Linked DNA regions of Homo sapiens: region 1 is linked to region 2. Evidence: chromatin contacts called from ENCODE Hi-C data. All regions are on one chromosome and are shown on one strand. Each heading gives the region's core, a stretch centred on a gene start or an enhancer-like site at or near the end of the contact. The rest is flanking DNA. Distances are from core to core; before and after follow the strand shown. Region 1 holds the start of ZNF454 (zinc finger protein 454). Region 2 holds the start of ZNF354A (zinc finger protein 354A).

Evidence for each region. A loop is a pair of places that touch in the nucleus more often than their neighbours do. Pooled maps may share reads with other maps.
Region 1: a map of heart right ventricle shows a loop between it and region 2 (5-fold over the local background). The contact joins the promoter of ZNF454 here to the promoter of ZNF354A in region 2. A Hi-C loop is called at or near these places in 9 of 168 maps with a recorded cell type or tissue (Right ventricle myocardium inferior, dorsolateral prefrontal cortex, esophagus muscularis mucosa and 4 more) and 22 of 50 pooled maps.

The regions. Positions count from the first base shown.
Region 1 is chr5:178,936,239-178,943,021 of GRCh38, reverse strand. It overlaps ZNF454 (zinc finger protein 454), which reads right to left and starts at 1,824. Exons shown (of 5, transcript NM_001178089.3): 1 at 1,578-1,824; 2 at 198-337. The coding sequence starts at 230. It overlaps ZNF454-DT (ZNF454 divergent transcript), which reads left to right and starts at 2,007. Exons shown (of 1, transcript NR_186409.1): 1 at 2,007-4,346.
Region 2 is chr5:178,725,353-178,731,994 of GRCh38, reverse strand. It overlaps ZNF354A (zinc finger protein 354A), which reads left to right and starts at 1,336. Exons shown (of 5, transcript NM_005649.3): 1 at 1,336-1,439; 2 at 2,922-3,005; 3 at 4,870-4,996; 4 at 6,524-6,619. The coding sequence starts at 2,973. RefSeq lists silencers at 1,157-1,496, 1,567-1,796.

The DNA of each region.
Region 1 (6,783 bases), core at 575-3,074, 210 kb before region 2:
GCAAGTTATACAGCTGCAACACCCACCAGGATGAGCCGGATATGGGGCGGGGTTGGAGGGTGTTGGTTGGGGAGAGGCAACTGAGGTCAGTGTCTGGGTGGGACTGGATTGGGAATAAAGCTCCCGGTCTGAGGAAGCAAACATGCCACACTCTTCAAATCCAGAAAGCAATTTAGGGGGAAGAAACCCCCACTCACCTGGACCATGGTTGGCAGGTGGCTGACAGCCATTCTTTCTTCTCCGATGAGCCCTCTTAGGGACAGGCAAAGTGCTATGGAGGCAGGTGTGGAGCTTCACACCTGCAGGACTCCTCAGGCTAGAAGGGTCCACACACCTGCTATTAGGAGAGAACTGGGTCAAAAGCTCTCATACAGCAGTCCAGAGCGAGGCAGTGAGCATTCACATCCTGGGAGGCCTCCAGTACCCCAAGCAGTGAGTGTTTTGGTTCCTGTTTGCTCCCCATTCTCTCTCCTCCTTCTGAGGGTACTATACATTGACTTTTCCCTGCAGAAAGCCTGCTCCAGGTCCAGTTCTCATGCCTTCCACCCACCCTCTGGTCTTTCCCTTCAGCCTCACTGAGCGATCTCAAGAGAATTCTTTTTTTGTTTGTTTGTTTGAGACAGAGTCTCGCTCTGTCACCTAGGCTGGAGTGCAGTGGCACGATCTTGGCTCACTGCAACCTCCGCCTTCCGGGTTCAAGCGATTCTCCCGCCCCAGTCTCCGGAGTAGCTGGGATTACACGCACCCGCCACCACGCCCGGCTAATTTTTTATATTTTTAGTAGAGACCGGGATTTCACCATGTTGGTCGGACTGGTCTCGAACTCCGGACCTCAGGTGATCGGCTCGCCTCGGCCTCCCAAAGTACTGGGATTACAGGCGTGAGCCGCCGCACTCGGCCGAGAATTATCTCTTTAACAAGTTATTCAGCTCCAGAACCCACCAGGATGTACCCGAAAAGGTGGGAGCGCTGGGGAGAGGCAACGGAGGGCAGTGTCTGGGTTCGACTGGATTGGAAGACCGCTCCGCTCTCCCTCTGCGGCTTTGGAACAGCTGCCTTATCTGGCAGTGACAGGAGAAGAGGAAAAGGAGGGTGGTCTTCTTCCTCCTCAGAAAGGAGGCTAAGAAGGCTCTTCACTGTCGAAGCCTCTCAGGCAAACCCTTCTCTGGCCTCAGTGTTCTCACTCTCTGGGGCCCAGTCTGGGTGGCCTGGAGTCACGGGTGGGCAGAAGCGGCGTTTGTGTGAGCTGGGCGGGAGGGGAGAGGGAAGGGTTAGGAACCCTAATCACACACAGCCCCGTCCCGCCCCTGCCGCTTCGCCAGGTCCCTCGGGGGCTGTGGCAGGGGCTGCGCAGCGGCTGCCTCCGGCCTTGGCGAGTTCCTGGCGCAGGACTCGGAACCACGCCAGGCGTGTATCTATCACCTGAGAGGAAACCCTGGGCTTCTCGGAGTCCGCTCCAAGACACATGCCAGAGGCCCTGGCTCCATCTCCTCCACAGGCACTCACAGACTCGACCCTCAGCCCAGGATGACCACCCCTGGCCGTCCTCCCTCTCTGGGATCAAATCTCAGACATACATTCCGGGAAGTTTGGGGCATTCGATCAGCGTCCTCCAGAATGGACCACAACCCGCACCTCCTCGGCTTTGCCTCCGCCCTTCTCCCCAGACGACCTCACGACCGCTCCCGCTCTCCCTCTGCGGCTTTGACCACCGTGCCTGGTCAGCCCCGTGTCGCTCTTCGAGGAGCCTCTGCCGGCGGCGAGAGATCGCAAGCGCCACATCGCAGTCAGAACACAATGAGCTGGAGTCTGCAGCCGGGAGCCGAACTGCGCTTGCGCGTTGCCCTGGGAACCCTTGGGCCGAATTCCCACAAGTCTCAGGGCTGCTGCAGTTCCGCCGGCCAGACTCCACTTCCCAGAGGGACAATCGGCGGAGACAGTGCTGCCTTGCGCCTGCGGGAACAGGGCCCGGCCCCGGCGCTTTAGGCGCGGAAACTACCTTTCCCAGAGACCCCTCCACGCCGACCTCAGCGCGCTCATTGCAACTTACAGAATCGGTTCCGTTCCGTTCGCTTTAGAACCAGGTCTCTGCCTTGCACTAAGGCGCAGGAAGATGCAGATCAGCGAAAAGCTGAAGATGGGGCAAGGGAGGTTAGTCCAGGGGAGCGACGCCCGATCGCTGACGAGAGAGGATCGGGAGGGTCCGGAAGACGGAGTGGGAGGCGACAGGGCGCGTTCCTGACTGGGACCGCGCCGAAAAGGCCTGGAAGGCAACAGAATTGCCCCTTGGCCTGGCAAGCGCCCGACACTTCCAGCCTGGCACTGCGGGCGGGCCAGCGTGTGCTGGGGTGGCGACGCCACAGCCACTAACGCGTGTGCGGTGCGGGAGGACAAGGATGTCGGGCAGGGATGTCCTGCTTGGCACCTCAGGACAGAGCCCATGGTGGCTGGCGGCCCCTGGAATGTTCGGGACGCAGAACACTTCGTGCTTGGGAACTTCTCAGAGGTGGGGACGAGGGAGAGGAAGGCGCCTGGATGCCAGGAAGTCTCCATCTTGGACAGCTGGGTGGTATTTAAGAAGGTGGTATTTATTTTTGTCGACCATATTTTGCAGAGACTGGCAAGGATGAGATGATGCCTAAGAATATCCAACTGGAGATACTTAGTTGCTTTTGAATAGGTAATTTGCATGGAGCTCAGGAAGGAAAGATGAGAGGGTTTTAACTTTGTTGGTCGTTAAAAAAAATCAAGAATGTGACCTGTTTGTCACATACGGAATTGTTGGCCACGTTTTAGGAAGCAGTGTCAGTGACTACAGCATTCTGTTTGGAGTTTTATTGAAGATTTCATTCCATAGACACTTTGGAGCACTTATGTGTCAAGTGCTTGACAAGGCCAGGGTCAGCCGCTGTGCAGCCCCTGTAGCAGTTCCCAGGGACCCGGCAAAGCACCAGAGGGGGAGGATGTTGTGTGAGTATCGCTGGTAACCCTTCTCTCTCGCCTCCCTCGTGACTCCAGGTCACTCAAACTGGGCTCCAGAGAGTAAGAACCCCGAGTCCAGGGGCTGGAGAAATAGCTGTGAAAACCCTGCACTCATGGAGTTTTAATTGTACTAGAGGAGGGGTCAGACAAGTAGAAAGTATTTATCTGGTAGTGATAACACTACTGTTAGGGGTTAGGGTGTGATGGGGCGGGGAATTATTTCAAGCAGCAGTTTTGGAAGTTCTCTTTGAGGAGGTAACACCTGAGCAGAGATTTGAATACAGTGAGGGAAGAAACGATGTGACTGTATGGGTAAAGTGCCTTCTAAAGGGAGGGAACAGAAATGCTGACCAGAGAGAAGTGTGCTTGGTGAACTCCAGGCTTGGCAAGGTCAGTATGACTGGCGAGGGCCTACTGAACAAGGAAGACTGCGAGATGCTGTTGCAGGAGTAACTACAGGCCTTGAAGGAAGGAAATTTGGATTTATTTCTGTGCCTGGAAATGATTAGATTTGAAAGAGTGACATGGCTGGGCACGTTTTGATAGACGCACTGGTCAGCTTCAAAGAAGGCAGACAGTGGTGGGGCTAGAGGGGATACAGGAAGACCAATGAGGAGGCAATGACAGCAGTCCACAATTACAAGTAGCCTCCCACAATTATATAACCTTTCCACAAGGCATTTGCTTTGAGAGCCTAATGATTCTAAGATATTGAAGGGTTTTGGGTGCTATGCTCAGGAGTTTGGATATTATTGTTTTCAGGAATTTAAGAATGATAATATGTATTGAGCACTAACTACATGTTGGGAGTTTTTTTGTTTGAGACACAGTTTCACTTTTGTTGCCCGGGCTGGGGTGCAATGGCATGACCTCGGCTTACCGCAAGCTCCGCCTCCCGGGTTCAAGCAATTCTCCTGCCTCAGCCTCCCCTGTAGCTGGGACTACATGCATGCGCCATCACGCCTGGATAATTTTGTACTTTTAGTAGAGATGGGGTTTCCCCAGGTTGGTCAGGCTGAACTCCTGACTTCAGGTGATCCGCCCGCATCGGCCCCCTAAAGTGCTGGGATTACAGGCATGAGCCACTGCGCCTGGCCATGTTGGGCACTTTTACAAGCACTTTACATTATCTAATGCAACCAAAAACTGAGGTTTGCCCTATTAATAAATGAGAAAACTGAGGCACTCATCTGTTAAGTGCCTTGCTCAGGTCCCATGTCCTTGGAACCAGGAGTCCTTCTCCTGTTGATGTTGGAAGGTTCAAAAGTGCTCTTATTACTTGTCACCCAGATGGCAAAGAACTGACATACAAAGGCCCAAGTCTTCCAGAACTGAAAACAGTAATAAAACCTTCATTTATCTGACCCATTTGTCCTGGTGATGCTGTAGTCTGTTAGGAGTACCTAACAGGTGCCCTTCCACAGCCAACTAAAAAACAAAACTATTCAAGCTGAAGAGAAGCAGTGAAACCTCTGATATGAAGCCTGACACACCCTTTGACTTTAGCCAGGACTCACACACTATATTGTTCTGAGTATTCACTGAGGAAGCCCCCGCTTCTGTCAAGGATTCTCATCAGGAACCAGTCTCCTCGGAGAAAGGAGGTTAAAACGTGGTCTGGAGAACCCCTTTCCCTTCTGCTCTATTAACTATGGATATGCAAATGAACACTTACATTTGACCAAGACCTCCATCACCAGTCTGCTTACGCTTCCCCAGGACAGTGGCTACGTGCCAGTAATTCCTGGTGTCCATTTGCTGAGCCCTGTTGGGACCCTTGAAGCGTGATATAATAAGGTCTTCCTTTAGCCTCATTTCTTCCTGCTTCTTGACTTCTACTCTATGCTTAAATCATACATCTCTTAGAATTTCCTGAATATACACTATGCTCTCTTAGCCTCTCTTGCCATTACTCCTATTCTTCCCTGCACCTTCTCATTTCCTCCCGTCTTCTGTTCACCCAACTAGTTCACTCTTATGGCACTGTGTGCTAGGAGCTACTTGACAGCAGAGAGCAGGCGTCATTTACCCTGGAATTCATAGAAGCTGACTTATGCTAGGAGCTCAATAAATGTTAGTTGCTTGAATGAACTACACTATGAGTAGGAACAAGGTCTTACTCATCCTTGTCACAATAACATGCAGCACAGGCCAATTACTTATGAGTCTCTTGACCACAGACCATCAGATCATGCCAATGTGTATATAGGCAGGGAAATAACCTACCTCAATTAAGTTATAAGCATTCATAAATTTTTCAGAGACCCTTCTCCTCCAGATCTGTTGTGATATTTTTCAGGAGCCAGAGGCAGTTGGAAGCTATGCAGTATCTAGGAGAGGGGTACTGGCACCATATTCTGCAGCTCCACTTTTATTCGTTAAAGAACCCTGACTGGTAACCTCTTTAAATGCCCAGAGGCCCATTTCACAGAGCTCAAGTGGAGGGAATGGCCCTATTTGAGTCTTTTGAATGATGATCCAGCCATAGAGGAAATACCCTGGTCACCCAATTCTCTATAGTTCCAGAGGGCGCTGTGTTTCTTGCTACCTTCAGAGTTACCCTAGTGCATCCTAACTCCTGGTTTATTTCAGACTTCCCTACCTTGAGCTCCTTCTGAGCTCTAAATCACTAGCAACTACTGAGTAGGTGCTCAGTAACTATCTCATGACATATTGGTCGTATCTGTCAGTTTGCTGCACACCGGCCCGACTGCATGGACAGCGATCACATGGCGGGCCTCCTCCCACCAGCTGACTGGATGGGTACTTAGCCAGAAAAGGTGACTTGTGAGGCTTGTCTTAAAAGGATGATCTGGACCAAATGGTTTTCTTTCGTGGAATTTTAGAATTAGGACAGACACTTGGATGTTAGAAGATGAAAGTTCACTAGATAGGAGAGCTGATACTGACATCTTGGGTCATGTGCAAATTTAATCGTAAACAAAGGAATCCAACCACCAGTGAGGGGATGGACAAAGCAGTAACAGAGCCCATGTGGTGGTGGTAGCAGTGGCGAGGGGTGGGGGACGAAGACAGAGGGAGAGAGCATGCACACGTCCTTGGCTGCTGGTGATTCCCAGGTGCCACAAGGCCTGGCTGTACTGTACTTTAAGTTACCAAAAAATCCTCATATATTACTGAAACTTCAGTTCTGCCTGAGAACGGACACTGAAATGAAGGGCCCTCTCTCCCAGACCCTTATACTCCCAGTACTCCTCCCAGTTGGATTCCTTTGCTTACAATTAAATTTGCACATGACCCAAGATGTCAGCATCAGCTCTCATATCTAGTACTTTGATCTTCTAACACCCAAGTGCCTCTGTCCTAATTCTGAAATTCCACAAAAGAAACCCAATTGGTTTCTTTATTGTTTCACAAATAAAGAGCACCCTTCCCTTCATTCCAAGTTTGGAGGCTGGAGGAGGATGGGGCAAATCATTGACACTGAGATTCTCCACTCTTCTGCCCTCGCCTCCTTCCACACACATACACTTCTCAACTCAGCATGCAGATCCTGGGTCTCCTTGCCTATACTCAAATACAAACCATTGGAGTTAAAACAGAAAGAAGGGGGAATAAAACATCAAATTAGCTGTATCCTCAGGAACTTAGATTTTTAATAATCTCTCTCTTCTACAGGGTCTCCTCCTTCCTCTTCAGATATTTTTTTTCTTGTTCCCCACATGATCTCAAGAGAGAGAGCTAGAGGGGAAGAAAGGAGGCAGACAAAAGAAATGGGTAGAAAATAGATGGAAATGATAATGACAGCAGCAAAATAAACGCTCAGAAGGCAGGCACAGG
Region 2 (6,642 bases), core at 87-2,586:
GCTGGAAGTATTGCTAATGATACAGCCAATTTTGCAAGCCTGGAAATTGTTTTCTCTCTTAAAAGCATTCATGTCATACATGCATATGGTAAAGCAAAATGTTGAAAAGTATATCAAGGTGTTAAATAGCAAGTGCAAGTATTATTCCAGCTCCCAGTACCCTCCTCAGAGGCAACTACTTTTTTTTTTTTTTTTTGAGATGGAGTCTCGCTCTGTCGCCCAGGCTGGAGTGCAGTGGCGCAATCTTGGCTTACTGTAACTTCCGTCTCCCGGTTCAAGCAATTCTCTGCCTCAGCCTCCTGAGTTGCTGGGACTACAGGCGCCCGCTACCACGCCCAGCTAATTTTTGTATTTTTAGTAGAGACGGGGTTTCACCATCTCGGCCAGGCTGGTCTTGAACTAACGTCGTGATCAACCCGCCTCGGCCTCCCAAAGTGCTGGGATTACAGACATGAGCCACCGCCCCCAGCCAATTAAACGTTTTTTTTAAAAAAATAAATGCAATGGAATGCAATGAAGCTATCAAAAATGCCACTGAGGGAGAATATTTATTGACAAATTCAAATGTTCAAGGCATATTCTTAAGTAGGGAAGCGCCAAACTTTCTAAATGGAGCCGGTGTTCTTTTTGTAACTGAGAAGATTTAGTTTAAAAAAAATATATATATATATACACACACACACACACACATATACATACATACATCCGTTGGCTTCACAGTAGCTGGCACCTCCCTCCCCTTTGCTTCAGGCACTTCCTGGGAGTCCTCGTCCATTCTCACCTCAGCGACGAAACCCCTCCACATACCCTGTTTCTCCTCACATTTATCCCCGAAAATGTTATATAATTATGTGTATGGCTTATTGTCTGCTCCCTACCCCCCAAAAAAATGTTCTCCAGGGCAGTGACGTTTCTTTCATTGATTGATACATGTGAAACCACTTGCAACCGTGCTTGGCACACAGCAGGTGCTCAGTGCCCCTCTGGTGAATAACTGAGGGGCACTAGGTCTGTTCTGGGCCGTTTTCCTGCCGCCCACGCCCTCCCTCCCGAAATTCCCACAGACACAGAGTTGCAAGTTACTGCCCTCAGCGAACCTCCCCTTATCTTCCCTATAACCAGGAACCTGGGGCCCTCCAGCTCACAGGGGCCCTCTTGTGGCATGTGGGCGCGTAACAGCTCAGCCGGGACCCCGCCTCAAACGCATGGAACTACACTTCCCCGAATGCAGGTGTCCTCTCGTGGACTCCATTTCCCAGCGGCCTCAGCGGCTGCCCCGCCCCTCCTGGTCCCCGGCGCGCCGCGGGGTGAGCGGCGCCGGGCCTGAGGTCGCCCAGACGCCGTCGGGGCGGAGCCGGGTCGCGAGGCTGCATCCCGGCCGGCGGTTCCGGAGCCTCGCGGCTGGGGAGGCGCGGCCCGGGACGCTCGAGCTTAGGGAGGTGAGCGTCGGCGGCAGGCCAAGCCGGTAGGAGGCGGCGCCCGGCACGGGGACTGCCTGCGGCTGCCGAGGCTCCGAAAGCCTTTGTGGGCGCTGGCGGGCACCCCCGCGTCTGTCACCGGCCCCCGCGCCGGGATCTGGACTCTCGCCCCCCCGCGGGGCGCTCCCTCGCCGTTGCTGGTGCACCCGCGTCCGGCTCGCCGTGGACGCCGGGCCTGGCGTTTCCTCCCGGGCCCGTCCTGCCCACTCCATGTGGGCCTCGCGGACTCGGGGCACCGGGACCCCGAGGGCAGGGCGGACGCAGCCGGGCCCCGGTTTCCGAGTCCGTCCCCAGGACGGCCACCCCTCCCGCCTCGGGACACCCAGCGCTTTCCTCTTCAGAGCTGGTGTTTGGCCGGGCGCGGTGGCTCACGCCTGTAATCCCAGCACTTTGGGAGGCCGAAGCGGGTGGATCACGAGGTCAGGAGATCGAGACCATCCTGACTAACACGGTGAAACCCCGTCTCTACTAAAAATACAAAAAAAATTAGCCGGGCGTAGTGGCGGGCGCCTGTAGTCCCAGCTACTTGTGAGGCCGAGGCAGGAGAATGGCGTGAACCCAGGAGGCGGAGCTTGCAGTGAGCCGAGATCAAGCCCTGCACTCCAGCCTGAGCGACAGAGCGAGACTCCGTCTCAAAAAAGAAACATCGTGTTAGAAATGGGATACATGGGGTCGGGCGTGGTGGCTCACGCCTGTAATCCTAGATTTTTGGGATGCCAAGGCGGGCAGATCACCTGAGATCAGGAGTTCGAGACCAGCCTGGGCAACACGGTGAAACCTCGTCTCTACTAAAAATACAAAAATGAGCCGGGCGCCTGTAGTCCCAGCTACTCGGGAGGCTGAGGCAGGAGAATGGCTTGAACCCGGGAGGCAGAGCTTGCAGTGAGCCGAGATCCTGCCACTGCGCTACTGCACTCCAGTCTGGCCAACAGAGCGAGACTCCGCCTCAAAAAAAAAAAAGCCGTTTTCCGTGGAGTCGGGAGATGATTCGTTGGCGGGAGAGAGAGGAACCGGCTGGGAAAGGCTTGAGGCGGAGGGAAGTCGTCCCGGGGCCGTCGTGGTGGGAGTCCCGGCCCGCCTCGCAGCGGCGTGAACGGGGCAGGTGCCCCGGCGCTGCCTCAGTTTCCTGAGCGGTGCAGTGGGTGCTGGCAGTGCCAGCTGGCGCCGAGGAACTCAGCGGCGTGGGGCGAGCCCTGGCCCTGGTGGGCTCAGCGGGTCGCTGCTGCCACTGCGGCTCCAGCGTCCCCTCCGTAAGCCCCAAGCCTGTGGGGCCTGGGCCTGGCCGGGCGGCCCAGCGCTGCTCTGGTCCGCGGGCTCCTGGCTCCTCCCGAATCCCTGTGAGGGCGCGCGGGGTCCTTCTCAGCGGGAGTCGGGGTTTTAGAGCTGCGGATTCCAGGGCTGGAAAGCAGAAGGGGTTCTTCCTGGCTCCCTTTTTCTTCTCAGATCTGCCTTCTGGAGACTGCGCCGTCCTCCCGGGAGAGCCAGAAAGAGGACATGGCTGCTGGGCAGCGGGAAGCGAGGCCCCAGGTGAGCTCATTGCCCTCCCAGATCCCAGTGGATGGATTTTCCCCACTAACTGGAGTTCTTCACCCGGGACCATCTCCAGCCAGGATGGAGCCCAAGTCCTTTTCTCTTGGAGGAGCTGGTCCGCCCTCATGAGTGGTGGATTCTGTAGGGAGGACCACCCACCCTCCCCACCCGTGTCTAGTGGTTCTCTTTTTTTTTTTTTTTTTTGAATCTCGCTTTGTCGCCCAGGCAGTGGCGGGATCTCGGCTCGCTGCAACCTCTGCCTCCCAGGTTGAAGCAATTCTCCTGCCTCAGCCTCCCAAGTAGCTGGGATTACAGGCTCCCGCCATCACGCCCGGCTAAGTTTTTTTTTTTGTGCTTTTATTAGAGATGGGGTTTCACCACGTTGGCCAGGCTGGTCTCAAACTCCTGACCTCAGGTGATCCACCCGCCTCAGCCTCCCAAAGTGCTGGGATTACAGATGTGCGCCACTGCACCCAGCCCGAATAAATCATTTTCTGTACACATTTATTTGTGTGTGTGTGTTTGTGTATGCATGTTACCATCTATGTTACCATTTTAACCTTTTTTTATTGTGGCAAAATATATATAACATAAAATATACCATTTTAACTTTTTAAGTGTATAATTCAGTGGTATTTTAGGTACTTCCGCATTGCTGTGCAGCCATCATCGCTATCCATCTTTATTGTGTAGATTATCACATTTATTTCTTAACCCTAAGGGGCAGGCATTAAAAGGCAGTTTTACAGAGTAGTTAAGAATGCAAGCTCAGTGAGACATCTGCTGGATTTGAATTACACAAGAAAAAACAAAGTCACAGAGAGGATACAAAATTTGTAGAAGTCAGCCGGCCACAGTGGCTCACACCTGTAATCCCAGCACTTTGGGAGGTCGAGGCCGGCAGATCGCCTGAGGTTAGGAGTTTGAGACCAGCATGGTGGAACCCTGTCTCTACTAAAAATACAAAAATTAGCCGGGCATGGTGTCTAGCACCTGTAATCCCACCTACTCAGGAGGCCGAGGCAAGAGAATCATTGGAACCCGGAAGGTGGAGGTTACAGTAAGCCAAGATCATGCCATTGCACTCCAGCCTAGGCAACAAGAGCCAAACTCTGTCTCAAAGAAAAAAAAAAATGTGTACAAGTCACACAGCTGGTCAGTGACTGTGTCTGTGTGACCTGGACAAATTTCTTATCTTGTCTGTGACTTTGTTTTCTCTTGTGTAAAGTGGCAACAATAATGGTATCGTCTTGATAGGATTGTTGTGAATGTTAAATAAAGATTATACACTGCAAATTAACATAAAGCTCTAAGATCAATACTTGGCCCATAGAAAGCCTTCAATAAATTATAGCTATTTTACTTTTCGTCATTACTATCCTTAAGCTTGAGTAAGCACATAGAGAGTACCTTCAGTTGCTTAACCTAACCTCCATCATTAAGTATTTAGATTATTCCTGGTTTTTTGCTCTTAAAAACACCATGAATATGTTTGTGTGTACTTTTGTGCACTGTTCATTATCGTACAAATAGAGTAATTGGTACTTTAAAGAGTATACTTTGAGGGTTCTAATATGTATTAGCAAATCGCCATCAGAAAGAGTTTTCTAATTAACACTCCCACTAATGGCCGTAATTCCTCTACCCATCTCTTACAGTGGCTGCACTAGGCCTGAATCTCACTGTGTGCTGCTCAGTATACATTTGTTACTGGCCAATTATTCATTAAACGAATGATCTGGAACCTTCAGAAGCTTGAATAGTATGGGAAGTGTTTCACGGGTAGCGTGTCTTTCCCACTGCCGCCCCCTCTGCTCTGTGAGGGTGGTCCTGGGTGAGCTGGAACGACTTGTCCTTACAGGTGTCACTGACGTTTGAGGATGTGGCTGTGCTGTTTACCCGAGATGAGTGGAGAAAGCTGGCCCCTTCTCAGAGAAACTTGTACCGGGATGTGATGCTGGAGAACTATAGGAACCTGGTCTCACTGGGTAAGGAAATTTTCCCTCTAGAAACAGAATTCAAAAATTGGGATATCTCAGCACCTCCTTCCCTGAATAAAAGCGGTTGGTCACTGAAAAATTTGAGCTGAGTGTGTGAGGATTGTACAAATCAGATCTTTATAAATAAACATTAAAAACCTATTCCCCCTTATAGGCATGAAATTGCCCTGTGTCTGGGAATGGAAGAGGTGGTATTGATAATCATTCCTCTCTCTCTATGTAATCACACACTCCAAGTTTGTCCATGATTCAGGCATCGTTTCCCAACGATTCTGTAGTTTGCTTGTCTCCCAACAGGGAGCTTCATTCAGCCTCTAGGCCTACCACCTGCCTTTCCCACTTGTCTTTTCCAGGGATTAGCAAACTTTTACTATAAAAAGCCATGTAGGCTGGGCATGGTGGCTCACACCTGTAATCCCAGCACTTTGGGAGGCCAAGGCGGGCAGATCATGAGGTCAAGAGATAGAGACCATTCTGGCTAACGTGGTGAAAGCCTGTCTCTACTAAAAAACACAAAAAAAATTAGCTGGGTGTGATGCCGGGCGCCTGTAGTCCCCGCTACTTTGAAGGCTGAGGCAGGAGAATGGCGAGGAGCTTGCAGTGAGCCAAGTTCCCGCCACTGCACTCCAGCCTGGGCGACAAAGCGAGACTCTGTCTCAAAAAAAAAAAAGCCACGTAGTAAAGACTTTAGGCTTTGTGGGCTGCGTAATGGTCTCCGTAACATATTTCTCTTTTTTTTTCCCACCATTCTTTGCACAGGGCCATACATAAACAGGCAGTGGTCTGAATTTGGCCCATGACCCGTAGTTTGCTGATCACTGCCATCCTTAAAAGGGAGTCACATAGGCCGGGCGCGGTGGCTCACACCTGTAATCCCAGCACTTTGGGAGGCCGAGGCGGGCAGATCACAAGGTCAGAAGATCAAGACCATCCTGGCCAACATGGTGAAACCCTGTCTCTACTGAAAATACAAAACTTAGGCGTGGTGGCATGTTCCTGTAGTCCCCGCTACTTGGGAGACTGAGGCAGGAAAATCACTTGAACCCGGGAGACGGAGGTTGCAGTGAGCCAAGATTGCGCCACTGCACTCCAGCCTGGCAATAGAGCGAGACTCCTCCTCAGAAAAAAAAAGCGGAGTCAGATAGTGTTTTCTCGTTTTAGACAAGCTACCTGGTACATAATCCTTTTCATAGATAACCTACTTAGAAATTCTAATCAGTCTGTATATCTTAACATTTCCTCTTCTATAGAAAGCTAGTGGTATCCTATTACCAATACTGCATGTTGATCATATTTTCCTAACCTATAATTAATTGTCCCAGAGTCATGTCCTACAAGTCACTTGTCTTTTCCTCACCCTACCGCCTTACCCCCTTACCTCCCAGGGGCACAACTGAAGCCCTACACAGAAGCTCTTTGTACCATCCTGTGAGTTCTGTATTTAAATTTGGGATAACTGTATCAATACAAAACCAAGTCTGATTTGTTTGGTTGTGGTTTTTTGTTTATGTGCAGGGCTCCCATTTACCAAACCAAAAGTGATCTCCCTGTTGCAGCAAGGAGAAGATCCCTGGGAGGTGGAGAAAGACGGTTCTGGCGTCTCCTCTCTAGGTAAGTGGGTGGCCCGAGGTGCG